Regions from separate parts of the Homo sapiens genome. Here region 2 is linked to region 1. Evidence: chromatin loops called from intact Hi-C (ENCODE). Cell type or tissue: gastrocnemius medialis. All regions are shown on one strand. Links, peaks and the distances in the headings refer to the core of each region. The heading gives the core; the rest is flanking DNA. Region 1 has its middle 74 kb from the start of SLC9A6. Region 2 holds the start of FHL1 (four and a half LIM domains 1).

Region 1 (16,242 bases), core at 1,835-9,834:
CAGCCCCAAGTCACTGCCAGGCCTATTGCGGGGGGATCAGATGAAGTGATGTACGTTGAAATGTTTTGACTGGGATTCAGAAGACTGTCGAAACCGAGTTTGAATATTCGCTAAGGTTTGCTGATGAGGTGCTATTTGAATAAAATACGGAAAAGTCTTTGCAGACCATGCAGCTACTTTGGGCTGCTTTTCTTTGGAATCTCCAGTTTAGCAATTTGGAGGTGCCCCAAGTGGTTGCCACGGTAAACACTGAATTCTGAGAACTGGCTTAGTTGGGGCTGTCATGGCTGGAGCCCGAACTCCATGAGACCTGGCAATTTCTGGCCAATTCTGCCCAGTGAAAGAACCCTTTCCTTTTTTTTTTTTTGAGACGGAGGATCACTGCAACCTCCACCTCCCGGGTTCCAGCAATTCTCCTGCCTCAGCCTCTCGAGTAGCTGGGATTACAGGCATGCGCCACCACACCCAGCTAATTTTTTATTTTTAGTAGTGACAGAGTTTCACCATGTTGGCCATGCCGGTCTTGAACTCCTGACCTCAGGTGATCCACCTGCCTCGGCCTCCCAAAGTGCTGGGATTACAGGCGTGAGCCACCGCCCCCGGTTAAGAACCCTTTCCTTTACCATGAACCTGTACTGCAGTTGCAGCTTGAGGAGAGGACTCCTGTCCTCCGTATCACTGTAGGACACCAGGTTGGCTCATTTTCCATTTGCTGCTGTCTGGTAGGCACTGGGTCCTGCTAAAGAGACACAGCTCAGTTGTGCATGTCACTTCTTTTTCAGTGATGAAAAAATGTATTGAAAGCTCTCTGAGCACTTCTTGGAAACAAGGTTTAATTTCTCCAGATTTGTTGGAATTTTGAAGTGGTTCACTGTATGTTTAAATACAAATCCTACAAAAACTGCATGAGAAGTATTCAATTTTTGGTTGCTTTAGGAGTCACGAGTCTTTATTGCATGATTTTTTTTTTTTCTGTTCATTTGAATTTCTTATACAGCTGTGTTCCCATGTGGACTAGGCAAAAAGCATGTGAGCTGTTTTTTCACCAGAAAAAATCTGGAACACTTCTGTCAGATAATAGAAGTTGCCTGTTTTTTCAATCTTAGAGTTGGTTTCGTGTAAGAAAGCAAGATAATGGCAATTGGACCCCCGATTTTGCCTCAAAATTGGTTTTTTAACACTTTTTTGAAACTCAACAATCAAAGTTTCATTTGCTGAGGGGAACGAAAAGGTTGATATTTAAACACTCCAGTCAATCAATATTTTGCTTACTAACATCCAGTCAATAGACACTGAGAACCTCACCTGGGCTGAGCCCTGGGCCAGGCACTGGGAACGCAGAGGTGACAAAATCATAGCTTCAATTGAAAAACAAATGCAGCCAATTAAGTAAGAGCATTGCCATTGTATGAAAAGCATTACAAGGGGGGCGCTGAATGAAATTCAGATTCCTCTCCTGCTGCTGCCTATGGTGGGCAGAAGAATGGCCTACCCAAAATATCCACACCCTAATCCCTGGAACCTGTGAATATGTTCAGTTACATGGCAAAGAGAATTAAGGATGTTAATGGAATTAAGGTTGCTAATTAGATGACCTTGAGGTGGGAGTTTATCCTGGATTATTCGGGGGGGGGGGCCCAATCCCCTTAAAGTGGGAGAGCCTTTCCTGGCTATGGTCAGAGAAAGAGATGTGATAACAGAAGCAGGGTCAGCGAGATGCTACGTTACTGGCTTTGTTTTTTTTTTGTTGTTGTTGTTGTTTTGAGACGGAGTCTCATTCTGTCTCTCAGGCTGGAGTGCAGTGACAAGATCTTGGCTCACTGCAACCTCCACCTCTCGGGTTCAAGGATCCTCCTGCCTCAGCCTCCTAAGTAGCTGGGACTACAGGTGCATGCCACCATGCCCAGCTCATTTTCGTATTTTTAGTAGAGACGGGGTTTCACCATGTTGGCCAGGCTGGTCTCGAACTCCTGACCTCAGGTGATCCACCCACCTCGGCCTCCCAAAGTGCTGGGATTACAGACGTGAGCCACTGTGCCTGGGTCAGATTGCTGGCTTTGAAGATAGAGGAAGGCAGCCTCTAGAAGCTGGGAAAGGCAAAAAAAAAAAAAAAAAAAAAAAAGGATTCTCCCCTAGAGCCTCCAGAACAAACACAGCCCCACCGTCCCCTTGATTTTAGTCCAGTGGGATCCTTGTCAGACTTCTGACCTACAGAACCATCAGGTGTCAAGTGAGTGTTGTCTTAAGCCAGTGGTCCCCAACCTTTTTGGGACCAGGGACTGGTTTCATGGAAGACAATTTTTCCACGGATTTGTAGCGGGGGAGAAGGGGGGATGGTTATGGGATGATTCAAGTGCATTATTCATTGTGCACTTTATTTCTATTATTATTACATTGTGATAGATAACGAAGTAATTATGCAACTCACCATAATGTAGAATCAGTGAGAGCCCTGAGCTTGTTTTCCTGCAACTAGACAGTCCCATCTGGGGGTGATGGGAGACAGTGACAGATCATCAGGTATTAGATTCTCATAACGGGTGCACAACCTAGATCCCTTGCATGCACAGTGCACGATAAGGTTCGCCCTCCTAGGAGAATCTAATGCCACTGCTGATCTGACAGGAGGCAGAGCTCAGGCAGCAATGCAAGCAATGGTACTGGTACTGGTCTGTGGCTTGGGGGATGGGGGCCCCTGTGTTAAGCTACTAAGTTTGCAGTATTTTGTTATGGCAGCAATAGGAAACTAACCCACTGCCTTTGAGGGAGAAACTATTGTCTCTGATGCTATTTTATTCTAAGTTCTGCTCTGTGCCAGGCACTGTGTGTAGTGCTGCAGATACTGAACTGAGCAAGACCCAGACTTCAGAGTCTGGTGGGAGAGACTAGCAGGTATACAGATAACCTTGGTGTGGTGCAATAGGAGACATGATGGAGAAGAGTCCAGGTGACAAATGCCAGGCTGGAGAAGGTCCTGCCATTTCTCTGACATTAACATTAACCTAGCTCTTTTTTTTTTTTTTTTTGAGATGGAATCTCACTCTGTCACCCAGACTTGAGTGCAGTGGCACAATCTTGGCTCACTGCAACCTCCGCCTCCCAGGATCAAGCAATTCTCCTGCCTCTGCCTCCCGAGTAGCTGGGATTACAGGAGTGTGCCACTGCGCCCTGCTAATTTTTATATTTTTAGTAGAGATGGGGGTTTTGCCATGTTGGCCAGGCTGGTCTTGAACTCCTGGCCTCAAGTGATCCACCCACCTCGACCTCCCAAAGTGCTGGAATTACAGACATGAGCCACCTCACCCAGCCTCTTTTTTTTTTTTTTTTTTTTTTTTGAGACAGCGGCTTGGTGCAGTGGCCCATGCCTGTAATCCCAGCACCTTGGGAGGGCGAGGTGGGCAGATCACTTGAGGTCAGGAGTTTGAGACCAGCCTGACCAACCTGGTGAAACCCCATCTCTACCAAAAATACAAAAATTAGCTGGGCATGGTAGCAGACGCCTATAATCCCAGCTTCTTAGGAGGCTGAGGCAGGAGAATCGCTGGAACCTGGGAAGTGGAGGTTGCAGTGAGCCTTGATCATGGCACCACACTCCAGCCTGGGCAACAGAGTGAGACTCCATCTCCAAAAATAAATAAATAAATAAATAAACAAACAAACAAATAAGACAGGGTCTTGTTCTGTAGCCCAGGTTGGAGTGCAGTGCCATGATCAAGGCTCGCTGCAGCCTCAACCTCCAGTGCTCAAGTGATCCTCCCACCTCAGCCTCCCAAGTAGCTGTTTATTACAGGCACGTGCCACAAAGCCCGGCTATTTTTATTTTTTATTTTTTATAGAGACAAGGTCTCACTATGTTGTCCAGTCTGGCCTCAAACTCCTGGTCTCAAGCAATCCACCTGCCTCAGCCTCCCCAAGGATTGGGATTATAAGCATGAGCCACTGCACCCAGCCTAACCTAGCTTTAACTAGCACTTTCACATTACTCACTGGTGTAAGAATTTTTCCCAGGCCACCATGCTCAATATGTTACCAGGAGTGGCAATGTATGGAAGACATGATCATACAGGGGTTTTAGAAAGATCACTTACTGTAGCTACGGTGGAAAGGATGAATTATTTGGAGATGGGTAACAGTGGACACAGAGATGATGGTTAGAAGACTTGGTCAGGTGAGAGAGAATGGTGGCCTAAGCACAGGAATACAGTAGGGGTCGAAAGGAGGGGACAGATGCAAGAGACATCTGGTTGGTGTTGATTTGGAGACTAGCCGTAGTGAATGGGTGAGGGGGACAGGTTACAGTGATTACCAGCAACCTGGATTGGGCAAATCAGTGGATGGGGTGGTGGGAATCACAATTTTAGAAGATACCTATTAGGACCAAGAGATTGAGAGATGTAGCGGTCAAAGCACAAATCTAAATTTGTTTCTGGATCACTTAGGTAAGGGTAGGTGGAGCCCAATTAAGAAAAGAGGGGAGGGAGAGGAGGGCTAAGGGCCCCAAACAAAAAGGCTGGGAAAGGATACGAGTTTGAAAAACACCAGGGTTTGCCATCCATTCTCTCATTATAACCTAAAAACATCTGGAGCTTTTTGCTATGGGTGGTGTCTGGGGAAAAATAATTGCTTTAACCAAAGTACAATGGATGGAGGAAAAAATAAATTATTTTCCCTCCTTACGAAAAACAGAAAGCTACAGAAGTTCTCAGGGAATGATGGGTGGTGTTATTAGGAAACTTTCAAATGTACGTCACTCTGGATTTCAGTGTATTCACCTCCAGTCTGGCCAGAAGAATGAAAATATATGTTGTGGGCTCTCTAAAACACAGTTTTTAGCATTTTCCAGAAGGGTCAAGGGCCAAGGAATGAATACTGGATGTGGAAAGGAAGCCACGGCTAGTTGGCCAGTCTCTTTCTGGTTCTGTGTGGGTTTGCATGCAAGCTAAGAGACGGCTTCGCTTTTTGCTTTTCCTCAGAAGCTGTTGCAAGAGTTCTCAAGCAAATCCAATCTAGTGTCCAAGCCCTCTGGTATGCTGTTCTCAAACACTGTGTGCCACTAGCTTGCTGAAACAGTCCGTGCCTGACCTGCTGTCTTTATGGAAATTTGAACCAAATAGCAACTGTTGGGATGGAGGTCATCCAATAGGCATGGATACAAACTTTCAAAATATTGGGCTTTGCCTCACTAGAAGGAAATCAGCAAGTGACAGTATAACTGAAAAAAGAAAGCTTAGGGGTCTATATTAAGATGAAGGAAACATCTGGTTTTTGTTTTCTCAACTTTTATTAATTCATCAGAGGTGTGAGTCACCAGTACACTCAGCCAATGTTTCCAAAATGAAGTCCTCATTGCCTCCGGAGTGGCTGGGAAAAGTCACTTCAGAACTAACTTGAGAGAAAGATGATGGACAAAGAGATGTCTTTTTTTTTTTTTTTTTTAAGAAATGTAGTGCTGGTCCTGATACGTAGAGGTCTTTCCTAAAATTGCTTGTGTTAAACCCCAATTACATTCCTTCCTCGGCAGGAATTTATTTCTTCACCCAGAAACTGTAGGACTGATGTGCTGACCTAAAAAACATACATTAAACGCAGAACCTCCCCTTTACCTACAAAGGCAGTCCAGGACAAAGCTGGCTATTCTATGTAACAATGGAGCCCACAGCTCTGCTCTCATTACACTGAGCTCTGTTCTTTCTGACCCATTGGTAGGGATGTCAGTAGTGCGATTCCAAACTCTGTTTCATAGGAAACCAATGACTTGATTATACAAATTCTTCCTTCATTCCTTCTGTCTGATCTAGAAAGTCAGAGGTACATCAGGCATGCTGCCTGCACTCAAGGAGCTCACAGTCTAGTGGTGAAGATAGCCTTGTCATTAGATACATGGTTTTAGAGCTCAGCATTTATTAGATATGTGGTTTTAGAGCTCAGCATTTCTAGTTTGTAAATGTAATAGATCAAAATGGCCATTTTTTTCTTGTAGAGAACTTCATGCCATCTTTTCATTATGCCCTTTAGCAGGATCAATAGCTTATTATTAGATATTTTTGGTATTTCTCTGATTTCTCCACTGATTTTATGTGAACAAGCAGCATCTGTGCATGTAGTTTCTGTACCACGCATTTGGAGTCACTTCTAAGGATGAACAGAAGAACTTACAAGGTAAATTAAAAGCAAAAGTAACTGGCACACTGCTTCTATCTGTGCTGAGCCAGTTGCCACTTCCTCTCCATAACCCTGGTATATTATAGAACTTTTTCTTGTTGTTAGGCTAAGGAAGAAACGAAAGGGTAGCTTCAGGCCAGTGGCTCACGCCCGTAATCCCAGCACTTTGGGAGGCCGAGGTAGGTTGATCACCTGAGGTCAGGAGTTCGAGACCAGCCTGGCCACCATGGCAAAACCCCATCTCTACTAAAAATACAAAAATTAGCCAGGCTTACTACAGAGGCTGAGGGGGGAGAATCGCTTGAGCCTAGGAGGTGGAGGTTGGTTGCAGTGAGCCGAGATTGTGCCATTGCACTCCAGCCTGGGCAACAAGAGCGAAACTCTGTCTCAAAAAAAAAAAAAAAAAAAAGATAGCTTCAGATACCACTCTAATTATACAGCATCTAGAGTCTGTACTTATAGACAATGATCCAATTCTATATCAAATAAAGCACAAACCAGGTCTTAAATATTTTAATGACATGACTGAATTCAAATAACAGTGTCTAGTTGGGTAGTTCAGGACAGAAATTTCCAGCTTGTGGGCATTGTAGTTTCTTACTGTAAGATAGTCTTTATATCGTGTCCCTTGTAGTAAATGAAAACTTCAATCTTTATAAAGAAAATGATGTCATCGGCTTGCCCTTTTCTCTAGTCCCCATCAGATTGAATTTAAATATGATACCGGCAAGAACAACAGAGTAAATGATCAGTTTGTGATGCATCTGGTCCAAGGGGGATTATTTTGACAGTCTGTTCTAACCATACAAACAATGTTTCCAATAAAAAGTTTTATTAGGTGTTGTCACAGATATAAATGTTTCATAAAGATAGCACTCCAGTTGTAAATCATACTTGAAATCATTCTAAAGTCACCTCATTAGATACCAAGAAAAACTATGTCTTTCACATAAATTCTGGCCTCGAGTGACTTTAAAAAAAAGGAGCAAAGAATAAAAAAACAAAACTCAAGCCCCAGCCATCTAAGGCTGAACTTTAAGAGAACTGACAGGAATAAGAAAATTTCCTTTGTCTGTTTTTGTAATCTTTTTAAGATCATACACTTCAAACATTTCATTATCTTCCTGGGTCCATCAGATTCTCCAGAAATGATGGAAGTGGAAAAATAATCTAAACTCACTTTTTAGAAAAACTCTGGCTCATTGGCCAAGCGCGGTGGCTCACATCTGTAATCCCAGTACTTTGGGAGGCAAAGGCTGGCAGGTCACCTGATGTCAGGAGTTTGGAACCAGCCTGGCAAACATGGAGAGACCCAGTTTCTACTAAAAATACAAAAATTAGCCGGGCCTGGTGGCGCATGCCTGTAATCCCAGCTATTCGGGAGGCTGAGGTAGGAGAATCGCTTGAACCTGGGAGGTGGAGGTTGCAGTGAGCTGACATCACACCACCACACTCCAGCCTGGGCGACAGAGTGAGACTCTGTCTCAAAACAAACAAACAAAACCTCTGGCTTATTGAAGTATGATTTATATGCCATAAAATTTATCCTTTAGCATATAGCTCTGTGAGCTTTGAAAAACATAGACGGCCGGGTGTGGTGGCTCACGCCTGTAATCCCAGCACTTTGGGAGGCCGAGGCGGGTGGATCCCCTGAGGCCAGGAGTTCGAGACCAGCCTGGCCAAAATGGTGAAATCCTGTCTCTACTAAAAATACAAAAAATTAGCCTGGCGTGGTGGCAGGAGCCTGTAATCCCAACAATTCAGGAGGCTGAGGCAGGAGAATGGCTTGAACCCAGGAGGCGGAGGCTGGAGTGAGCTGAAGTGAGCTGAGATTGCAACATTGCACTCCAGCCTGGGCAACAAGAGTGAAACTCCATCTCAAAAAAAAAAAAAAAAAAAAAGAAAAAAGAAAAACACAGACATGTAACTATCACCACAATCAACAGACGAATCGGGTTCATCTCTCCAAAAACTTCCCCTGTGCCCATTTGTAGTTAATCCCTTTCCCCACCCTGGGCTTCTGACAACCACTGACATATTTCCTGTCCCTGTAGTTTTGCTTTTTCCAGCATGTCATATAAACAGAAGCATACAGCACATAGCTTTTTGCAGACCTGCACTTTTGAAATTAATGACATTGTTTTCAGATTATAAAAATAATACATGTTCATTGTGGAAAAAATTAAAATATTTAAGAAATGAGACATGAAAATGCTACCCAAAGATAACCATTGTTAACATTTTAGTGAGGCTTCTTCCAGTCTTTTTACTCTATATGCATATGCACCCACACATTCAGAAACTTTGGAAAATTGAAATCCTACTGTATATAAGATTAACTCTTTCTTGAGAGTGAAAGGCATGAGCCTAATCAATGGGCTGAGGGATAGAAAAGAAACAGGCACAGAACAAGATGCAGAGGAGTAACTTTCCAGGCTGCCTTTGGAGGCTTGGTGGCCTCTGCATTTGGTTTCCCAGGCTGCTTGCATTCACTTGTTTTAAGCAAAGACCATCTTTTATTTTTTAAAATTGTTTTGTAGGCAAAGGGTCTTGCTATATTGCCCAGGCTGGTTTCAAACTTTTGGGCTCAAGCAATCCTCCTGCCTTGGTCTCCCAAACTACAGGGATTACAGGTGAGAGCCTCCACTCCTGGCCATCTTTTTGATTTGGATGCTGGCTTTTTCGTGAACTGAAACAAACACATTCCCAGGTTGAGTTCGATGCTGGTTCCTCTGGGGACTGACAGTGCCCTGTGCTCCTCAGCTGCAGAGAACTCCTCTCACTACATTAGAATTGTTCATTTATTTTATCCATCTCCCCCACTAGACAGTAAGCCATAGGCTCAGACACCCTTGTCTCAATCGTCTGATTTCCCCCAGTGTTAGGTATACTGCTCAGCAAAAAGTAGATACAGGAACCTACCAAGAATGTGAGGGATGAACAAAGGAGCGAATGAATGAACAAACCAAGATCAAACATTCCCTTTACTGGACTAGTGACTGCCACTCATTTTCTTCTCTTCTGCTTTACCCACAGAAGAGGAAAAAATACCTTTTTGAGCATTACTCTGGTGGCTGTCACAGAAGGGGTGAATTCTGCTTTCAAATGTTTTGGCATTTTTTTGACTCACAGCTACACAACCTGACAAGATAGCCAACTAGCTACTTCTCATGTTTCTGTGGCATGCCTCATGCACTGCTCCATGGAGCCGACCAAAACCGTATTGGCTGGGAGATGTAAAGTGCCAAAAACGGACCTGGCAAGGAGAAAGAAGAGGCGATCTGCTTGGAGTTGCCATTGGTGGGCACACAAACCTGTGAGTGGCTCGTGCGTGCTTCTCCATGGCCATGCAAGCTTTTGCCCTCCCTGCACTTCACAGGGCTGGGAGAGAATGGAAAGTCTATGTTTAAGATCAGGGTAAGCTCACGTCTGTAATCCTAGCACTTTGGGAGGCCAAGGCGGGTGTCTCACCTGAGGTCAGGAGTTCGAGACCAGCCTGGCCAACATGGTGAAACCTCCTCTCTACTAAAAATACAAAAAAAAAAAAAAAAATTAGCCAGGTGTGGTGGTGGGCACCTGTAATCCTAGCTGAGGCAGGAGAATTGCTTGAACCCGGGAGGAGGAGGTTGCAGTGAGCCGAGATCCCACCATTGCACTCCAGCTTGGGCAACAAGAGTGAAACTCATTCTCAAAAAATAAAATAAAATAAAATAAAATAAAAAACAGGATAAGTTGAGAAAGAAGAAGGTAAGGAGAGGGAGAAAGGGAGAATTACAACAACAGAATTAAGGCCATTGTCATTTTCCCCTTTGATCTGAATCGTCAGCTATTTCCCGCATGTAATAATAATAGCGGTTGTCTCTTGTTGAAGCACCTAATCTGGGCCAGGCACAGGGTTAAGCCCTTTATAAGCATGGCCTCATCGAATCCACAGAACAACTCTCTGAGCTGAGTGCCATTGCTATCCCTTTCTTGCCGATAAGGAAGGAACTGGGGCTCAGAGTGGTTCAGCGAAGGTCCAAGATCACACAGCTACTTAGCACAGTGCCTGGCCTACAGTGAACACCCTGTCAATGGTAGCTGTCATGGCGATTATTACTATGATTAATCATAAGAAATGGCTGGTGCCACCATCGGCTCAAAGCAGACTGAAGTCTCAAGGCCCAAAGCAGGCTCTGAGGTGCAGACTCCCGGGGGCCTGCTCAACAGGCATGAGGACCTCGACTTCCCTTTGTGCTTCTTCAAGACTTGGGATGGTGGCTCCTTGGGTGGTGGGGAAAATGATGCCATACTTGTGTCTGGCTCCTTCTTGGTTCCCACAAATGTCCTTAACATTTTCCATTTTCTGAGTGGCTTTTGTGAAACTGCTCTGATGTGGTTGACAGAACTTATAGTGGGATCCAAGTCAAGCCTTCCTCCAGAGGAAAGTTGGAAGCCTTTAAGGGTCTTGTCAGTGCTCACGTAGCCCACAGCCTCCTGCCTAGCATTGGCCAAGGCCAAGGCTTCCCGGCAGTCAGCTCTGGATCACAGCACACTCATTGATTCCTGCGCTGTTTCCGGGGGTGGGAAATCAATCCCCTATCGGCCTGGCTTGGGCTTGCTGGGCCTTTTCTCCAGGGAGAGTTTCGCTGGGGCCTCTGATCTGCACGTGATGCTCTTCATGGTTCAAGGGCTGTCGTGTCCAACTCAAGATGATTTCCTTTTCCGTGTTTTCTGCAGCTTTTTTTTTTCAGGACCCTAGAAAAACTTTGAAACTTAAAATTACTCGTGTGCCAGGAATTCCCACAGCCTCCTTGTGAGGGGTAGGTGAGCACCATATGCTGTTTATACAAAAATAAATGGCTTCCCCCCATGAAGCACATGGGCCCAAATCACTGGCTAACCCCCTTTTTACCTTAGCAGCTGGAGCAATGGCCCTCTGGATGAGAATGCGTACGCAGATAGAAATTTGGCTCTAAAAAGCCCTGAACAGTTTGTTTGTACAAGAGCTTGGTCTCCTAGAGAGGCAGGTGGTGGGCAGGCCAGTGTCCCTCTGTGGGACTAGCTGAAGAAAGCAGGAGAAGACCAACATGCAGTGCTGGACAATTACCTTGTCCCTCCCCGGGGCGGACTTTCAGGGAGGTCACCTCATCTTAATCACCACTTCCCCAACATCATGAGCCCTAGGACTGGGTGCAAAGGAGGGGTATCTCTCTTTTTGAAATTAAAATACTTGAAGTTATCGCTTCACTTGGGCAATAGATGTCTATTAATTCATTCCTCAAGCAATTATTGAGTACTTACTATGTGCACATCTGAAATTGTACCAAGTGCAACTCCAACCACTTGCCCCAGTGCTGACCCAACAACAACACTGGGCCAAAACTAAAAGTTTGGAAGTGATGGAGGCTGCAAGTTGACAGCCTGGGCAGCTAGAGAGTGAAAGTGTCAGTTGCTGCATTTCGATGGGATTTTATTCAAGCATGTATTCATTCATTCATTCATTCATTCATTCATTCATTCAACCAAGATTCATGAGTGTCTACTGTGTGCCACATAGTGTGCTAGGCACTAGGGATATCAGAAGGGAGAATGCCAGCTGTAATCAAAGGGAACTTCAGATAACAGTAGCTAACATCTACAGAGTGTTTATGTGTGCCAAGCACCATCATGAGATGGCTTCTCTCTTTTAATGCTCATTCCAGCAGTGGCAAGGAGGTCCAGACAGATGGGGAAACTGAGGCTCAGAGATTTTACTGACTTACTCAAAGTCACATAGCCAGAAAGTGGCAGAAGTTAACTTGCAGAATCCAAGTGAGCCCAAGGGCCTGAGGTTGTGTTCTTTGCTGGTTACTACACATTACTGTACATTACTGCCTGCTGCAGGGATTAGCTAGCTGCAGCCCACAGGTCGAGTCCAGCCCATTGACTGTTTTTGTGCTGCCTGAGAGCTAAGACTGGTTTTTGTATTTTTAAGTGGTTGTAACAAATCAAAAGTATATTTTGTGACACATGAAAATTATATGAAATTCACATTTCAGTGACCATCAATAAAATTTTATTGGAACACAGCCATGCCCATTCATTCACGTCTTGCCTAAGGCTTTTTCACTACAGTGGTAGAGTAGAGCAGTGGTGATAGACCTATGGCCCGCAAAGTGAAAAATGCTTACTATCTAGCCCTTTACTGTCACTGACAGAAAAGGAAACAGATCTCAGCCCATCTCTGAGTTCAGGTGGTCCCCAGAGCCCTGCCTCCCTATCCCAGCTCTTCCTCAGCAACTCAGAAAGACCACCGGGGAGACTTGAGTGAGCATTTCAGATGATGGCTGCCTTTGAGTTATTTCCAGCACTTCCTTCAGAGTCTTTGAGGCTGAAATGTTTAGGGTGGTATTAGGTTTTTCATCAAATGTTTAGATGAAAATGTAGACAGCCGACTTGGGGTTATTTGTGAACAAAGCCCTAAAGGCAAATCTTATTGGTTTTTGCTGAGAGGTGCCAAATTATCTCAGCCTCCACTGGGAGCTGCTTGTGGGGCCTTATATGGGCATAATCTCCTAAGCCAGGCTTGCCTCACTCTGCGGCATGGTTGGATCCACTTTTAAGGTTATGTGTGAACATTTCTTGTCTTCCTGTTTGCTCAAGCTGTGGGGAACTTGGCTTTTGCCACACTTTAAGGGAACATAAATGCTGTCCACTTTGAGCACGTTTCATTTGTATGTCAAAGATGACAACTGCCTTCCTTTTGGAATTCTTCTCCCTTTATATTTGTCTGTAGGTGGAAGGAAGCATTTTTGTAAGTGCTGGAGTCGGGGAGATGTCGCTTCATTATCCTAGTTGCTTCCTGGGATTAGTGTGTCTGAAGAGATGTTGATAAAGGAAACATTTACTGTGTGTCTATAGGCAATGAATGTGTCTGAGGCATTCCATGGGCGTTAGCTTACTCAAACCTTGCAAAATGCCTTCACTCACTCTTTCAACAGGTATTTATTGAATGCCTACTAAATGCCAAGTCATGTGGTAAGCCAAGACAGTAATGGGGAGAGCTACTCCAGACTGGGAAATCAGGAACGGTCTCTCAGAAGACATTTAAGATGAGGTCTGAAGGATAAGAAGGTGCTGGCTGGGAGACTCTTCGTAATTGGATTGGAAATCTTGGTGCAGACATTTGAGTTAAGAGAGTTAATGAAAGAACTGCGCCAGCAACTCAGTTGACCAGAGCCCCATGCTGAGGAACCCAAGGCTACTGGGGATTTTGTTCTAGAGACCTCAAAATGGAACCCTAACCTAGGCTTGCCCTGGAAAATATAGCTCTGGTCCAAAGGAGATCAGCTGAGCAAGTGAGGCTCCCCCCACTATTGGACACCAAATTCTGCAAATGTTTATGGGGCTGTTCTCATAAGCCCAGCACTACCTAGGTTTTGGGAATCCAGAGACAAATCAGAGAGCAAGGAGCTCAGGGTCTAGTGGAGGAAATAAGTCATATAATCAAATAAATGACTCGACGATGTACTAGGTACAACAAAAGAAATATGTATAAGATCTCAAGGTAGCACAGAAGAGGGGGTGCTGAACACACTTGGGAGGCCCAGTAAACAGCCAAGGGAGGCTAAATTTTGAAGAGCCAGAAGGGCCCTTCCAGAACAAGAAACCTGCATGACCAAATGCCCAGAGACACAAAGCCACATGCCAGAGGCTTCATGCCACTGGGTCTTTGGGGAATAAGAAGACCTGTTATTTTCGAGCCTGAAGTACAAGGTAGAGAGTAGTGGACATTGAGATTTCAGCAAGGGCAGTTCAGGGTGAGCTTTGGGAATAAGTGTTTCGGATTTGAGCCACACTAAAGGTATGTAAACACAAGAAAGGAGATGTCTGTGTTAACTTGCCTTGATAATGCCCCTCTTGTTACCCAATCCCACTGGTTTCAACTTCATCTTCTGGGAACCTATGGTATTTCAAAGACACTGCCTGATCCCTTTCTAGACAAATTTTATGCTTTTGGAAGTGGCATTTCCCCGCTAAGTACTTTATACTGTTTTCTTACAACTTTGCAAAGCATCTGCCATATGGTATTTCTCCCAAGTGAGAGATTATTGCCTCTTTATTGGAGGGGGGGAGCTGAAATGAAGTCATCTGTCCACTGAAGTGACAGCTGCAAGCAGAGATGTACTCTCTAGGCAGCAGGCCTGCCGTCAGAGCCCAACCCGGTGCGCCTTCTCCAAGAGCGGCTGTCCCCTCCCAGCCTCCTGTCGCCGCTTTCCCTTTCTTCTTGCTTCCTGTTATATAAGAGCATTTTTGCAGAGATGAGCTCTGGGCTTGTTCTGAATATTTTAGGTGTCAAACATCCTGTTTTTCTCTGAGTAATGTGACCCTGTCAATGACCCACTGCATTTCAGAATGACATCATGGGATTCAACCGAGAATGGTTGAAGAGAAGTGATTATGGGAGCTCAGGGACCTCTGCTTGCCCCTTTACCTTTCAGCAAGTTGTTTGGAGATGTCAAACAAGAAGTCTGCAAATGAGTGTCTGCTTTGCACAAGAGCAGGGGTTGGCAGACTAGGAACTGCAGACCAAATCTGGCCCACAGAGCAAATCCATTCCCAGCTGATTTTGCAAATAAAGTTTTATTGGCATTCAGCCATGCTCATTTGTTTGAGTATTGTCTAAGGCTGCTTTTGCACTGCAATAGCAGAGTTAAGTTATGTAACAGACCCCATATGGCAGGCAAAGCTGAAAATTTTTACTATCTGGCCCTTGCAGAAAAAGTTTGCTGAACCCTGCGCTGAAGCTCTCTCCTCCTACACCCTAGGAAGAGGGCACATGGATTTAGCGTGCTCTCATCCCATGACTGAGTACCCGCCCATTCCTTTCCCCTCTTCCCCAAACACCTGATACAACAAAAAAGGTAAAGGTTGATTTTCAGCAAGCATATTGGGGCTTTCGTATGTATTAAATGTCATCAGAACTTGCACATTTATTAAATGTGTTGCCTTTCTAAGAAGTTCCCTAAAGAAATTGCACACACTTAGGCTAGGCACGGTGGCTCATACCTGTAATCCCAGCACTTCTGGAGGCTGAGGCAGGCGGATCACCTGAGATCAGGAGTTCGAGACCATCCTGGCCAACATGGTGAAACCCCGTCTCTACTAAAAATACAAAAATTAGCTGGGAGTAGTGGCACACACCTGTAATCCCAGCTACTTGGGAGGCTGAGGCAGGGGAATCACTTGAATCTGGGAGGCGGAGGTTGCAGTGAGCCGAGATCACGCTATTGCACTCCAGCCTGGGTGATAGAGCAAGACTCTTGTCTAAAAAAAATAAAAAGAAAAAAAAAGAAAAGAAAAATGAAATTGCACACTTATTCCAATGTGGCTGCCAGTGTGCCAGACATTGCAGGGAGTACTCTTCAGAGCCAAGCTATGTGACACCTGAGAAAATCCACTTCACCTTCTTTTTGGACCCAAAGTAGTGCAGCCTTGTTGGAACATCTGCCTAGTTGCCATGGATCAATGTTGGCTTATTTTTTCAAACAACAGCAAATTCAGCACTAAGGATATTCCAAGGAATTGGTTGCATGTTCTGAGGTTAGTTCCTTAAAAAGTGCTCAACATACGATGTCTTCAGAGGCAAGGTATCTTCACCCAAGGACTTGAGAGTCAAAGTTAGACTTTGGAAACAACTTTTGGAATTGTAGTGCATGTTTTCAGCATTTGGGCCATTCTATGTCTTACAAAATGAAATGTTCAGTGTGTGGCTCTCTCCTCTCTATTTAGGGACTGTATCCATACTTCAAAGGACTTTACCATCTGTCTTGTATTTCCCCATCTCTTCCCAGCTGCTGTTAGTGGATTTTGCTATGGCATGGTGCATTGTACCCATTTGGCTAATAATGGCATGAGCTGAGGGTTGAGGAAGCCCTCTGCTCAGTTCCGTTTATCACAGCCAAGTTTGGATAGGAAAGAGTCCCCTAGGAGCTGGAATGTGGTATACTATGGATGGGCATGTCAGCATTCACTGGCCCTGCTCATATCATGGACCACAGTGTGCTCTGGACTGCGGGGTGGAGGCGGTGTGGAGTTTGGTGGTTTTAGAAAACCGTG
Region 2 (16,242 bases), core at 7,362-15,361, 140 kb after region 1:
AGAGATGTGAATCAAGGGTGGCCTGCCTGATGAATTAGTGCTTATAAGGTAAACCCTTATTTGTTGTGTTGGAAAGTTTATTGACTCTAGCCAGAAAAGGTCTAATTAGCCACTGGGCCCTTTCCTGGCAGGGAGGATGTAGGGAAGACCCTCTGCAGCTCAAGACTGGACAGGTGACCTAGACCTATTGGGTATTTATTTCATTAGAGGATCAATAGAGCAGAGATTTGTTCTCCCCAGGTCTCCATCATCTGTTCATAAACCCTCCTGACCCATGTTGAGTCCACAGCTGTCTCCACTGGGCTGTCAAGCTGCTGAGGCCAATTCCTCTGAGTCCCTAGGACTTTGAGTTTTGCTCTCTGCTGCCCCAGTCATTCTCAGGCCCATGGTCCTTGCAGCTGGGCTCTTGGCCAACATCCTGAGCCCTTATCTCTTTTCCACATATTCCCTGTGAATTAGTAAACTTGATAAATTCTATTTGTAGGAATCTGCTGCTTGGGTCGGCCACATTTTTAGCGTGTAGTTGAATTAATAATATATAGTGCTTACTGTGTGCCAGCCACTGCTCTAAATGTTGCAAATATTTACTGCTGTATTTCTCACAATGACCCTTTTACATAGGTACTATTATCATCCCCATTTTACAGATGGGCAAATTTAGTCACAGAGAAGTTAAGTGAAACTTGCCAATGTCATACAACCAGTAAGTGATAGAGGCAGGATTCGAATTTAGATATTCTGGCTTCAGTCTGTGCTCTTAGCCACTGCACTATATTCTCTTGAATCATTATAAAATAGATATACTAATCTCAGGGCAAATTTCCTACTATTTGTCTTGGAACTAACCATGTTAATTGTTCAACCAATCTCATATAAAGTTAAGCCTTAAATTTCTTTCATGGAAGCCTTCAAAAATAGTTATGGTCCAGTCTAAACCGTTTTACCTGAATTTCATTGAATGCAATAGGACAATCACTCCTTGTTTCACTCTCTGTACCTTAGATAATCTGGTCTTATTTATACCAGTTAGGTACCTACTTCCCATGTTTGTTCTTGTTGATTATCATTGGAAATGAGCAAGAAGGGTGGGGATGTGAGGTGAATGGGGTGTGATCTTTCCACGTACATGTCCTTTGATGGCTTCTGCTCCTCTAGCTGCAGACTCTCCTTGCGTTCTCCTTTCTGGACTTCGTGTTCCTGTCATTCTGTTTCATGTACTTGCTGCCTGGCATGGTGAACTTGTTGTTTGACTTCAAGGGCTTTGAAATCACTCACTCTTGTTCCTTAAGTGTCAGCTGTTTAGGTAGAGCCTCTGCTTCCGCATCCAACCTAGTCCATATCTCTCTCAGCTCTGCGTCAACTACTGCTTCCAAGTTAGCCAAAGTTTATCCATAAACTTTGTTTTTCTTTTTAAGTTTAATAGGGTTTAATTGAGCAAAGAACGATTCGCGAATCAGGCGGCCTCTCGAACCAGAGTAGGCTAAGAGACTCCAGCATTAACCATTAACTGTGGCTGAGATAACTTGACTGGACTCTTGCTGCTGCATGAGAGAATCTGCAAAATGTGTCATCTACACACACAACTGTCCCTTAGTCTCAGGGTCTGTGACCCAGCTTAACCTCTGTTGATGAATATAAAGTCAAGGGATAACAAACCCCCTTTACCATACATAGCATTCCTAAGGTTTACATTGTCATGAGTAAAGATCCCTTGCTAATACGGTACAAGGAATAGTGCCTTCGGAGTCCAGACACTCAGCTTCTAGACCTGGAGCAGCTGTTAACTCAGGGAAGCAGGTGATCTCTCCATCTCTGGGCCTCAGCTTTTCCATCTATAAAATGAGGTGATTGGATTAGGTGGTATCTAAGACCATTTCCAACTCTATCATGCCATTTTTATGAAGCTGGAGACACCCTCAGACCTGGCCCACTTTATCTTCAGGTCCGCCAATCCTCTCCAACTTGTGGAGGAGCCTATACTCTGTCCTTACCATGCACAGGTTGACGAACAGGGAAGACAAGCTGCCATTGAGGGTGGTAATCTAATGGCAGACCACACACCAACAGGATCACTCTGGTTCTGCAGCTGAGTTTTCACAAAACAGTGCCTGTCCTGGCACAACAGAAGAGCTCCTTCCACAGAAAGTTATTCCTATTTGCTCTCTCAGATACGAATCACTGTGGGCCACCGCGCTCCTCTGTCCACCTGTGGTTACTCCTGCATTGAATCTGAATCAAGACACTGCTCAGGCAGTCAAATGTTGGCCTTCGGGGAAACTTGGCAGATGGGAGCCAAGTGAGCTTTCACTTTATGTACTTTCAGTCCTCTGGAAATCTGGATTTCCCCTGCTATCAAAATAGACAATGCTATTGCCTAACAAAATATAGACTTCCTGAGTGACATCCAGGTCACGGCTTGATCTCTTTCCTCCTGCTGTGTTCATGCTTCCACTTCCGTGCACCATGTTAGGTTCAGATGATCTACTGACCAAACCCCAGAGAACCACTCATGAGTCTTTTCAACCTTTACCTTGAATTCTAGGGCTATCTTCTATTTGGGGTTTGAAAACACCAGTGCATAATAAAGTAATGTATTAATTATAGTTTTTTGGTAAATAAAGATAGATCGTATGTTACTAGCCTTGATGTTTCACACAATGAAGCAGAGCTCATGAATTATTATAACATCCCTGATCAAGGCAGTTGATCTCAGTTATCAGCATTAAGAATAAAGGTATGGATGGAAGCTTATTTGATTTGTTCTTCTTTCCTATTATGGATATTAACCAGCTGGGTAAATTATAGAATAGGGTCATGGAATGTTTAGCCCTCAAGCATTTATCAGAGGCTTAAAATGTTCATAAAAGGTGGGCTTGGTGAATGCCAGGACTTAGCATGGTTGAAAGGGTGTTTTGAGTCATGGTACATGGCAATATGGAAATAAAACAGATATGTCACAAGTAGGTGGTAGAAATAAACTGGAAGAGAATTTTAACATCTAAAATGTGACAAAGATTTATCCTTACCAGCTTCTCAGTTTCCTGAAACATTTATTTTCCTTTGATTTTAGATTCTGTATTTATGTTATATATCTCTTTCTAAAACATTTTCTTGTTTCTGTTTTCTTTACTTCTTTTACTTTTTTGCCACTTCTGTTTTTTGAAAAATATCATCCTAGGCATGCTCTGAAAGTCATTTGTTCGGTGTTTTCCTGATAGTGATTTCTGGTTATAGGCCCATAAAGTATCTGTAGGATGTGGTTAGGATAGTTCCTACCTCTTGGTAAAAGTCTAGTAGTAACACAGGAAGGGCACAGACTTTGGGGACAAGAGACATTTAAAACTGTTACTGATCATGACATTACCAAAAATCAAAAGACAGGGGCCATGGCTCATGCTTCGTAATCTCTCTGTGAATATTATAAGGAAAATTCTAAGCCCTGGTCAACTGTGAAATGAACAGGTCTTCAGTGGAGTTAATTAGCATTTTCCAGGTGCTTTGCTGTTTACAGTGTCCTTTATTTCATGTATCTTCTCATTTGTTACAGGTCTTCTTTCATACCTTTTCCTTTTCTCTGAGATTCAGAGACCCTTTGGGGAGGCTGAATTTCAGGTTTGTTTTCATTAGGACCTTACATGACCAAATCCCCCCTCTTGGGGTTCCAGGGGTGCTCCTTCATTTTACTCTCTGATGGGTATGCCATGAATTGTGACATTTAAGCAGTGACTTTGCAAAATTGGACGTGTCAGTAGGAAAAAGTACTCTTCCCACCTTAAAGATTGACAGGAACATGAGATGGCTGAAGCTGTTCTGAGCTTTTTTCTGGCAAGAGTACATAGGACAAGAAATACTCTGGAGAGCTCAACATTGAATCACATCATATCATAGTGCATGACTAGTTGCCTTAATCTTGCAGTTGGACTCACTCAGGAGAAATTGTTGGCAGAGGGATTAAGTAGCCTGACAAAATTATATTGAGAAAAAAACTTGCAGTCTATTAATTTATTAGTAGTAGATATGAGGGAAAGAAGAGTCATGTAAAAAAAAAAAAAAACAACTGGACATGAAACCACGGAGAAATCCACAAAGACTCCATTACAGTTTGTTATCAGCCTCTTGCCCCTGGCCATGACTAATGGCCAGTAATTGTCTGAATAAGTTTTTAACCATTTGGAAATTTCTTCAGGAAAAGAAAAATCTAGTAAAGGGAGAAGGGTGACCACAAGTCAAGCTGTGAATGAGGAAGTCCTGAAATGTGGGCTAAGTGGGTCACTGAATTTGCCGTGTTTGATTCTTCGGTTGCACCACTTTGAACTTTTGAAGTTTGATCCTCCCAGTGGTGTTTCTGAGGTAGAGAGGCTAGGATTAGATTGCAGTGTGAGAAATCCCACAAACGTGATTCTACTGTAATCTTACTGTTCTCTCTCGCTCCTTGATAACTGGGATCCCATTAAAGGGGGTTCATTATTGACATCTCAGAAGAAACTCATTGTGAAGTCTAAAATAAAGTGCCATTCTTCCCTACACCAGCTCTGCCTCCCATATTCCCCATTATTTTCCCAGTCACCCAGAGTCACAACCTCAGAGAGATCCTTGGCTCCTTCCCCTTCTTTCAGTTCTTGTAGCCCTGTCACAGTGTCCCTTATATCTAGTTTTTCCTTTCCATGCCCATTGCCCCTGCCTCTCATTCTTTCAGTCTTTCCTTGCATCTCAGTGGACAATTGCATTACCCTGTGCTGTCTTCCCTGCCTCCTCTCTTCTCTGAGATCTGCTCTTCTTATCACTGCTTGCATGACTCCATCTCATTCTCCCCTTGCACCAGTTGCAGAAAGATCCTCCGTGTGTGGCTTTCCCTCCTCTCTAGCTTTCGGTCCTACTACTTCCTTATCTTGTGCTTCTGTCACACCCCAACCCCCCCCAGCTGCATCCTGCTTCTTGAACACGTCCTGTGTTTTTCTCATACCTTAGGTGACATGGTACCATTTTCTTGGAACACTCCCTCCCCCTTGTCTGCATGCCAAAGTCTTAATCATTCTTCAGGGACCAGGTCAAATGCCGTGACATCCATCAAGTCTTTTCTCATCTCCAAACCAGATGTGATCTCTCCCTGTGATAAATGTCAGTAACACTTTATACCTTTCTTGTAATACTTGTAAGGCTCTGCCTTGCATAGTAGTCATTTGCATATTTATCTTGTTACACTTGAAAGTAAGGACTGTATTTTATTCTTTGTGACCAGTAAAATACCTTGCACCACATAGTAGGGCATCTGTCCAATAAATGCTTGTCATATACAATAAAGCAATGGCTGGGGCGGCATTATCTACAGGTTAACCCAATAATAGGTCATAATGTATCTGCAGATAGTAGGACCATAAGGATGTGTAGATAAACCCTGAAGTAAATGATTCGCAGAGGGTCACATGGAAGGGAAACAGGGAGTTTGATACCTAGCACTCACTGAAAAAAGCGTCCGGATACTGCTAGAGTGTGAGACTAGAAGGCCTGAAATGTAACCATCATACACCAAAGAGAGTTGCTCCCAAACACCAGCCAACTCCACCAATAGTATATAAAGGTGCGTTGTAAACAGTACAGTGATTCTTAAAGATATTATTAAACATCATACTGTTAATATATAACAAGATTGACTAATATGCCAATGAAACCCGTGACTCCAGGTACCTGTGAAATAGCCAGCAAGGGTTCTGAGCCACTGATCCAAGACAGGACAAAGTTACCAACTATTCTTCCTAAGAAATTGTTTCTCATCATGCAAGGGGCTGTTTCTGTCTTGGTTTTGTGGAAGGTCTAATTCTGTGGCTTGAGGACATCTGCAGTAGGGCCAGATGTCAGAGCAGGTAGTGGTCATGCTTCATGAAGTTTTTAGGAGGGCACAGTTACCTGGTTGATGCAAATGGAAGTAACTGGAATAAATGCTATTGTTGCAGGCCCAAGCTCCCAGTCCATCCTGGCTGGTCATAGTTGACTAATTCATGGTGGTCAAAAAGTGATTCTCTTGTCTTTGAATTTTCTCTTGTATTTTAGGCAAAACAGATTTGTTTTTTGATACTTTCATAAAGCTGTCTATCCATATTCTGTTGTCACTTTTCAAAATGATCAGAAACCTAAAGAACTACCATACTTGCCTAAAAGAAGACACTTCCTGATGCATAGCTTGAAACAGGAATTGACTTCCTAAAGGAAAGTATTTGGCACACCAAGCCTATTGTTCACAGCGCTGCAAGAGAGGCATTTCAACATACATGGGCTCTTCCTAAAAATATAACTTGCTAAAATAAAAAATTCAGGGTTCATTAAGGTTAATCATCTAATAAAGTAAGAGAATTTCCTCTAGGTGAAAAGTTTCAGTTTATTTTAGGGGTGTGGTGTTGTTACAACTGGCTAATCTCCGCACCATAATTTAATCAGGCTGGATGAGAAAGAGACTAGAAAGGCGTGGAGCCAGAGCACAGTGTAGCTTCTCTTCTTTTCCCAGGCTTATTTTTTTCCTCTAACATGTAATAAATTTACTCGTAACAACCTGGCTTTTATTGTGTCATTTTCTAGCTAACTGGGAGTTACTGATGTCAGTTGTCTTTTAGAATAACTTTTCCTTAAACATTTGAAGATCGTAAGAATTGGGGAACTCATTCATTCATTTATTCATGGAGCATTTACTGCTCACCTACTGTGTGCTATAGGAACATGAAGACAAGCAAAGCACTGCCCTGGCCCTCAACCTGGTAGGGGAGATGTGTGAATAGGGCCAAAACCACTTAAACAAGACAGTGGCTATAAAGGTGTCTGTACCAGCGAGAAGGTCAGCTGCCTTCCTTGAAGTTGAGTGGCCAAAACCACTTTCAGGATTGCAGGTGGGACTATGTTTTGGAGGCTTGATGGATTTTTCAGTTATTTAGTTCATTCTTTCAAGGAATAGTTATTGAGAGCCTCCTGGGAGCTGGGCAGTGTTCTAGGCTCTGGGGCCACTGCAGTGAGCTCCAGTACTAAATCCCTGCCTTCATGGAGCAAAGCAGGAGATCAGACAGCAAGGAGAGAAATCAGTGCAATACCAGCAGACTTGAAGTAGGGAAAGGAACAACCATGACTCTGGGCACAGGGGACAGTGAGGAGGCCAGTGAGGTGGGAGTGAGGGAAAGGGGGCTAAGGGTAAGGCCAGAGAAGGAATGTGGAAGAAGGTCCTGGAGGGACTTGGGGGCTTTCTTTTCCTAGAACATGCTCCTAATAGCCAGCCCCCAGACATCTGATGGCCTGTTGAGCTATTACAACATTTTAGGTTGATGTCTTCATTTTCATTCATGTTTTTCCTTTTATTGTCCCTGATGCTGAAAAACAAGAGGTTGAGTTTGTGAGACAAAATGTCTTCATTGTGTGTGTGATGGGGATAGGCATAGTCTCCCCATCTTGTTCTGTGCTGTCTGCCGTTAAGGAGGTGGGGAGATTACGATCACTCTCCTTTCCTGTACAGTAATCTGCTGATCTCTGGAACATACTAAGGAGGACATAGAGTGACAACATCTATAATCCCCTTAATCTCTATATTCATACTGTCTAATCTCCTTGAGTTACACTGGTAACATAAGTCTATCTCTTAGAGTTACTTTTATCATTAACAGCACAAAAATGTATTATTTACAGGGCCAAATGCAAGCTCTTGAGGCATATAAAGTGGATTAATAAGGTTGGCTCAGCGTTAAGCTATGCCAGAGCCGAGTCCAAATTTTATTCCGGTACAGGGATGACTTTCTATGTGGCCTCTCTGGCTCTGGAGCTAATTTGGATGCTGAGTAGCCCCGCAGGTATTTATATGTAGCGTTTGGTATTTTTACTGGGTCCTATTCTTCTCCCTTGGATCACCTAAAATGGTTAAGAATTTTCTAGTGGGATTAAGGTTGTGATCTCTGGGGAGGGGTGGGACATCTGCTCTCGGTTATTTTTGTGTTAGCCGCTTCCCCTTAAATGTATGTTCACAAATGAGCCACAGCCTTATCAGCTGGGGTTGAGGGAAGACTGGTCTAGGTGCTGCTCCTGAACTTGGTCTCTGAGCCATGGCTTCCCATAGACACTCAGGTAAAACTTCATGCTCTTTATCTTATATTGAGCACAGTTTTGTTAGGGCAGTGAATCCGTCATTGGGCTAAAAGATGGTTTTTGATGAAATGATTTTAGTCTTGTCTGAATAGTAAATAAATTATAGCTTGTCTCTGTTTTGCCTTTGCCTTTCATGCTATTTCAAAGACAAAATATTGTTCAAGTACAATGAACAGTTTGAGTGATTTATTTTAAAAAGAAGTATATAAACATGTTACCACTATATTTTTACCTTTTTCAGGACATCTCATGAAACTATAAGAGATTGTGGGAGGAAAGGTTTTTCTGGTTAGGAATTTTTGGCTTTCTTTTTTATAAGATACAATTCTTCATCTTGACAGTGCTTTACATCCAAGGTGTTTGGAGAAGGTAAATCGAATGTGGAGCTGAAAGGAGGAACATTTGTAACTAAGAAAGTCCATAATGACCTAGCACATCTTCCCTTTTGCTGACAATGTTTTAAATCTTCCCGAAGTAACAGCTATGTTCCTTTTGATATGCTAAGTATGTTATTAATTGTTTTTAGCAGAAAAAGGGGCACATTTTGGACTCCTTGGGACATGAGCATTTTCTTCTGGTTTTGTAACCTTACAATTAAGGAAGCCCTTTGGCCATCGACAAGAAATCTATGAACTAGGGGCTGAGGGGCCAAAAGCCCAGTTATTTGAAGCCAGGAGGGTGGCTGTGGCCCTGTGGCCCTCTGCCTAAGTAACGGTTCCCTTTCTTGGGGCTGGTAAAGTCAGACGGTTAGATATAAAGAAGGCACTTCATCCTGTCTCCCAGCTTTCAGATTAAGGGATGTCATTATCTATGTTTTTTTTTTTTTTTGAAAAATCATTTTTTAAAACTCATTGCCTGTCAATATTTAAACAATGGAAATACTTTAGGAAATTTCTCTTTTTGGGGTTTTAAATATGCTGCAATGGAATGCCCTACCTTAATGAATTAATATGTAATGTCTTCCCTGTTCCCAAGTGTTCAAAAGTTGTCTGGTTTTTTTTTTTTTCCAACCCTCAGGAGCTGTTTCACAAACATGGTACCAAATGCTTGAGATTGTGGTTATCAGCCAAGATACACATTCTCTGGGTGTAGGCAAACTAGTCAGCTGTGCTAGTTGTCCTGATGAACCTTAAATGCATGTTACCTGGTAGAATAACTCTCATTTTGTTTACTAATTAAGTGACAGAATAGTGACAGAAAGTTTAAAAGTTTAAATAGTGACAGAAAGTTTATAGCATACCCAACCTTGGGTTTTAAATTGCACCAAATTCTTATGTCGTTCTTGTGTATGTAAGTCTGGAGGCTCTAATAACTGTGGCTAAATGGGACCAATTATTTATACCTTTTAGATGATTTTTGAATTCAGGAAATTGCATTTTGTATTGCATTAGGTTAATAGATTCATGAAAGCAGAGAAGAATCAGTCCATGAGACAGAGAAGTCCTCATAGAAAATCAGTGTTGCCCTGAAACGGGCTCAGTATGGGCAAAATAGAAGCTAGGATAATTGGATCCAAATCCATTTTTAGTGACTATCCATATACTGAGAGGACATTTCAAGGACAAAAACAATGTATACTCTTGACATTGAAGACTTTCTGTCTGCAAAATTATGTAGATTCAATTTCTTTAGCCTTTGGCCTTTCAAGTCGAAAACCAGGTTTGGGGTGTGGAGGGGGATCAGGTCACTTGCCATATTACACAGCCATCGATTCCCTTCACCAGCTGCTGCTCAGTGGGCCGCACAAGCCCGCCAGTCTTTTCTCAGGGCAGGGATGGAAAATGAGAGGGTAGGATGAGAGGAAAGTAATCCAACTGGATTGGCTTCTTAAAATACAGAAGATTTGAGTGAGAGTGAAACTGAACATTTTGTGCTTTTGATGACCACCAAATGACTACCTACTACTTCACCACAGCTGGAGAAACTAAAAACACATGCTCTTTTGCTGCCGGGTCAGAAATGCTTTTTTTCCCATATGAAAGAGGGGCTGTGTTGCACGTAATCTGTGCAACATTATGAAAAATCTTCATATACAGACAAAATGGTACTAGAATTGAATCTGGACTGCAGGAAGTTCAGTGGCACATAATTTTTCTTTTAATAATCTATATCGAACCCTCCTGACACCCGATATAATCTAAAATGGCATTAGTTATACATCAGTGACCCAAAAAAGATTTGTTTTTTTTCTAAATGCAGCATACCAGTGAAGTTGCTAATTACATTGAATCATTCTGTACACGTTCTATTTTGAAGGGAAAAAACACTTTCTGATTTTTGTATGAAATTGTATGAAAGACTACTTTTCAGCCGTGACTCATGAGCTCCGTCTCATTGCAGCTACTTAGGTATTTATTCCCAAATGTCTGACGACACCTCCAGGTGCATTAGCATGTCTATTACACAAGTGTCCTATTCATTGGCTAAGGCTTTGCTCCATCTGTTGAATGTTCTGAGGAAAGCATTATACCCTTTCTTTAGAAGCCAGTGTTTATATGTGGAGTCACTAATGTACTGGTAGGTTGGATTTAGTGAAGAACAGATCTGAAATAACCTGATTTTTTTCCATTTGGGTTGTTGTTCATTGTTTACACTGTACATTACACCCTTCATGGAAAACACATAGAAAAATGCTACCTACTCATGATATTCACATTCTCCTTAAATATTCATAGTTTGAGCAACTCAGGCATGAGGGAGAAGATGAACAATAGGAAGAAATACATGAGAAAATACATGTAAAAACACAAGCAAGATTTATTAAATACAAATCGACTGTAATGAGAGGTTTATAGTAAAAAAGAAAAAAGAAAAAAACAAATGTTGTAATGTTATATTACTTGTATGTGTACATGATTAAATTGAAAGCCAAAACTTTTAATTAAGATACTGAGGTTTATTTAGGCACCTCTCAGCATGTTGGATGTAGTTCAAGAATTTTCTGAAAAAGGAAGCTTGTTTATTAAGTGAAAATGATGTGTCTTTTGAAGCAGGCATAGAAAGTCAGGCTACCCTTTTGGAATAAATGTCTAAAATTTTATCACCCAGCCACATTTCTAACTGTATTCTAAGCTTGTAAAACTTTAATTTAGTTAATTTTTAATTAAATTATTTAATAATGATGCTTTCTGTCTTAGAAAATCAGGGGACATTTATGTGGACCTAAGGTGTAGGTTAGACTTCAGCACCTTACACGTCATATAAGATGATTTTTAAAATCAGGAAATAGTATGTCATATTGCATTAGGTTCATAAGTCCATGAAAGCAGAGGAGAATAGGCCCAAGAAAGAAGTCCTTACAGAAAGGAAATCAGTGTGGTCCTGAAATAGGGTTGGTATGGACAAAATAGAGGCTCAGATAATTGGATCAGAAGCCACTTTCAGTGACTATCCACATACCAAAGTTTTAGAAACTTAGTTGTGGTAACATATCTCCATCTGTCAATCAACAGGCATATACTGAGTGATTCCTGTATACAAAGCCCTGGATTAGGTACTGGGGCCCCCTAGTGTATGAGCAGAACTTTCTGTCATAGAGAAACCCCACTTGTTAGCACTAGGGAATGTATCCAAGTCACTCGGCACCAAAGTATGTTAGCAGCGGGGAATCTGTGGGTCTGTAGCAACCTCATTTCTTGCCTCCTCAAGGAAGAACAAGGCAGAGGGAGAAGCCAAGGCAACTTTTAGAGCAGGAGTGAAAGTTTATTAAAAACTTTTAGAGCAGGAGGCCGGGCACGGTGGCTCATGCCTGTAATGCCAGCACTTTGGGAGGCTGAGGCGGGTGGATTACTTGAGGTCAGGAGTTGGAGACCAGCCTGGTCAACATGCTGAAACTCTGTCTCTACTAAAAATACAAAAATTAGCCAGGCTTGGTGGTGCACGCATGTAATCCCAGCTACTTGGGAGGCTGAGGCAGGAGAATTGCTTGAACCTGGGAGGCGGAAGTTACAGTGAACAGAGATTGCACCATTGCACTGCAGCCTGGGTGACAAAGTGAGACTCCGTCTCAAAAAATAAAATAAAGTTTCAGAGCAGGAATGAAAGTAAAGTACATTTAGAAGATGACCAAGCAGGCTACTTGAGAGATTCAAAAAGTGCATGGTTTGACCTTTGACCTGGGCTTTTATATGTTGGCATGATTCGGGTGTTATATTACTTCTCTCCTGATTCTTCCCTTGGGGTGGGCTGTCCGCATGCCCAGTGGCCTGCCAGCACTTGGGAAGTGCCGCATGCGTGGTGTTTACTGAAGTTGTGTGCATGCTTACTTTAAGCGATTTTTCCCTTAGCAGTAGAGCATTCCCAGAGGTAGGTCTTATACCAGTTAAACACCGCAATTTTGCCTCTTAGTGCACATGCTTGAGCCCAATTACCCACCTCCTGAGATCTCATGGGGACGTGGCTGAGCATCAGTTTCAGGTGTTTCTGTCTATTAGGGACCGTGTTTCCTTGGTGCCAGCTGCAACCAATTATTATTTTAGCGAGAGATAGTTTAACAACCATCTGACCTTCACCTGATGGCCGCCTGACATTCCTGGTTGGGTGGGGGGCCCTCTCTTGCCCTGCTCATGTCTAATACCTACTCTGGCATCCCTACTATGTACAGATGAGGGCTACACCGAGACATTAAAATTAGTCAAAGAGCTGCCCGAGGGCAAACATGCCCTCCACAAAGACAAGTGGTAAGGGAAGAAGCATGGTGATGATGTGTAGCAATTGTTTCCTTCAATGATGGCTGACACTCCCATTCCCGGATAACAGCAATAGGTCAAGGCAGACATATCTAGAAGTTCTGGAAGATTAAAGGCCTTCACATTTCATGTACTTAGAAATAGCTAAGGGGATAAAAAATTATTCCCTAAGAAATAAATGCCTAAGTACATGTAATTCTGTAAGGTTGAAGAGAGCCCAAAAGAAGAGGTAAAATGCTGGCTGGGCATGGTGGCTCATGCCTGCAATCCCATCAAGTTGGGAGGCCGAGGTGGGCAGATCACTTGAGGTCAGGAGTTCAAGACCAGCCTGCCCGACATGGCGAAACCCCGTCTCTACTAAAAATACAAAAATTAGCCAGGCGTGGTGGCATTCACCTATAGTCCTAGCTACTCAGGAGGCTAAGGTAGGAGAATTGCTTGAACCCAGGAGGTGGAGGTTGCAGTGAGCCAGGATAGCACCACTGCACTTCAGCCTGGGTGACAGAGCGAGACCCTGTCTCAACAACAACAAAGAGGTAAAATGCTATCTTCATTTTTCCCTATTCTCTCATTTCAAACAAAAGAAAGTGCAAGCTGGGATGGACGCGGTGGCTCATGCCTGTAACCCCTGTAATCTCAGGTGCGGTGGCTCACGCCTGTAAAATGCACTTTGGGAGGCCAAGGCAGGTGGATCATGAGGTCAGGAGATCGAGACCATCCTGGCCAACATGGTGAAACCCTGTCTCTACTAAAAATACAAAAATTAGCTGGGTGTGGTGTCACATGCCTGTAGTTCCAGCTACTCGGGAGGCTGAGGCAGGAGAATCACTTGAACCCAGGAGGCAGAGGTTACAGTGATCCAAGATTGCGCCACTGCACTCCAGCCTGGTGACAGAGCGAGACTCCGTCTAAAATAAAAAAGAAAGAAAGAAAGAGCAAGCTTTTCTCTCCTCATGAAGTCAAAGCTTGATAGTAGCTCAGACTCAGGGAGCCCACACTCAGGATCTTTGCATGTGTGTCTCAGCATTGTCATTTATAAGCTGGCTTTTTAGAGTTGTTTTGGTCTTGTGCACATCAGCACATCATTCATATTTTATACAAAATTGTGACGTGATCAGTATCTCCTCCAACTTCATCCTGAGCACACTGCGTGCATGAGGGTTTGAAATTGTTTTGTAACAAATAATCATAAATTTAGAAGTACGTGACGTAAGCTAATTCAGGTTGCCCAGAGTTCCACTTAATTTGATTTATTGCAAAACAAATACGAAAGTTCATGAATTTGACATAGACATTGTTAACATACTTTAAGTATTTCTAGCCTGTTTACTTATTATGCAACAAATCCAACATTCCTAGAAGTGCCTATTTTATCTAGACTAATTGTTTCCACACACATTAAAAGGACTCAAGTGAATTGTAGAAATGTATTCTAAAAGAATATGCCCTTTGAAATGATTCTCCATCTGGATACAGACTGCAGGTTTAAGTATAGAGTGGTGGGGAATCTAAGGTGTAAGGTGACCCTAGAGTTTTCAAACTCAGAGTGAAAAAATCTTGCCTAAAGCTAGGATTCAAAAATACCAAGAGATGAAACTCTTCTTATGGGTACTATTAACTTGGGGTTGATTCATTTAATTTTCCTTTTGCTTGGTTTAAGACCATGTACTATAGGAATGATACAGTGGCCAGTGACTTCATTGTCTGACATTTTCAACACCCTTTGTTACTTCTATCTTCACTGGTGAGCTGTGGATTATTTTATCATCTGGATGCTTAGAACTCTGAGCAAGTCATGTTCTAGAACTATGAGACTAAACAATGAAGAACTTTGCACTGGTAATATCAAAGTACTGAAAGTGTGTGGTTTTAAAGTGTGAAAAACATGGCAGTTAAGATCTCTCAGGTACTTTGAACCATAATGCAGTTTTCCTTCTCTTCAAAACCTCTACTTCTAAATGGCATTCATTGTGTTTTCTAGTGTTTTTTCTTTGGTATGACACTAGTTAACCTGTATTTCTTACCATAAAGCTAGGACTCAAATACTAAGAGGTTTGACTCACCTTAGGTGGAACTTTATATAGTACTTTAACTTAGAAATATTTGGAATCAATTTCTGCTTATAAAGGTATCAAAAGCAAGTGATACTAAAACGAGTAGGTTCAAAGTTGTATACTAAATAGAGACCTTGGTAAGAGAGAATGAGGGATTTTCAAATATGGTCCAGAAGATAGTCTCTGAAAGGCTAAACCAGCAATGGTTACTAGCCATGCAGGAAGCCAGTGCTGTCTAATCTTACAAATTCTGTTTTCCTGCCAAATGGCATTTAGGAGCAACTGATAATTTATTTCTTGCCACTTGCCGTTACTGGAGATTTATTTGGTTTCTCAACTCAGCCCTTAACAAGAAAGCAAGTCTTTGTTGAGGGCACAATATTATCAGTATGGCAAAGCTAAGACGAGGCTTCTGTGTGACACTGGAAAGACCAACAAGAATGGATTAAAGAGAGTGATTTTCCATATGCTGTCACTGGGACAGGTACTTTTCTCTGTAGACACACAGGCTAAAAGCAGTTTAAAAGCTTCCTTACCTAAACAGTACATAGTTCAAGGAGATAGGCCCTGTGTCCATTGCGTCTCTAGTTTTTGTTTCTAACCCATTATATAAAGAAACATCCCAGTTTGCTTTTTAGAGAAAAGTTCAAGTTAGAACCATTCTCTGGTCTTGCTAAGTCTCTTAATTGTGACACAACTGTCCTAAGCAACTGTCCTTGCACAAGAATGTCACTCATCTGCTTCATCTGCCAGCTCCTTAGAGATGAGGGGGGTCTGTGTGTCAGCAGGAGGCAGAAGGCCCTGTGGCTCATCCAGTGGCCTGATTTCCTTTGTTTGGAGGCTTGGTTCTGAGTGAGAGTTCAACAGCCTTTGCCCAGGCGGCTTCTCAAACACAGGGTGTGGTTTCCTTAGCTCACTCTCTGCTGTTTGGTTGCTCATGGCAACAAGATCCAAATAACTTGGACATGTGTTTGTATAAAAAAAACCTGGGAATGGAACCCAAAGTGAGACTTTGGGGCTTTCAGTTAGTGGAAGAGCTGCGGTGAGTACCAGGCAACTGCTCATTTATTTTCTCTCATTCTTTCTCTCTAAATTACGCTGGAAGTTTGCTAGCACAATAACCATGTTTGTGGATAGTTTTAGAAAGTAGTCTCAATTCTTGTATTTCCTGCACAAATGAAATAATTGCTATCTATTTACCCGTGCAAATTTCTTTTTCGGGGGAGAGGAACAAATTAGCATATGTTTAAAGAAGTTGAAAGCTAATAGAAACTCATATTTGGTACCTTTTGGGTGGCAGGATTCTATAGGAAATGCCTTGGCAAAGGGAGCTGCAGAGTGCCTTAGTAATGCTTGGGATTGCAGGCGTGTTGTCTAGGGCCACAGCC

What was found. Hi-C counts contacts between places; a loop is a spot of excess contacts. Peaks named below come from ENCODE experiments on the same cell type or tissue, not always from the same donor. Only the 100,000 strongest peaks of a DNase experiment are listed, where the experiment ranks them.
Region 2: a loop joins it to region 1, with 3 times the contacts of the local background. A loop is called at or near these places in 2 of 110 quality-filtered maps.

What each region holds. Positions count from the first base shown.
Region 1 is chrX:136,050,820-136,067,061 of GRCh38, forward strand. No RefSeq gene overlaps it. Among named protein-coding and RNA genes, the nearest start is that of SLC9A6, 74 kb to the left of the region's middle. In gastrocnemius medialis, for the core only: no CTCF peak of the experiment used is centred there; a DNase peak (open chromatin) is centred at 5,022; H3K27ac peaks cover 3,039 bases.
Region 2 is chrX:136,189,044-136,205,285 of GRCh38, forward strand. It overlaps FHL1 (four and a half LIM domains 1), which reads left to right and starts at 8,004. Exons shown (of 6, transcript NM_001159699.2): 1 at 8,004-8,091. The coding sequence starts at 8,070. In gastrocnemius medialis, for the core only: a CTCF peak has its summit at 11,632 (motif pointing left); a DNase peak (open chromatin) is centred at 10,458; H3K4me3 peaks cover 5,338 bases; H3K27ac peaks cover 8,000 bases.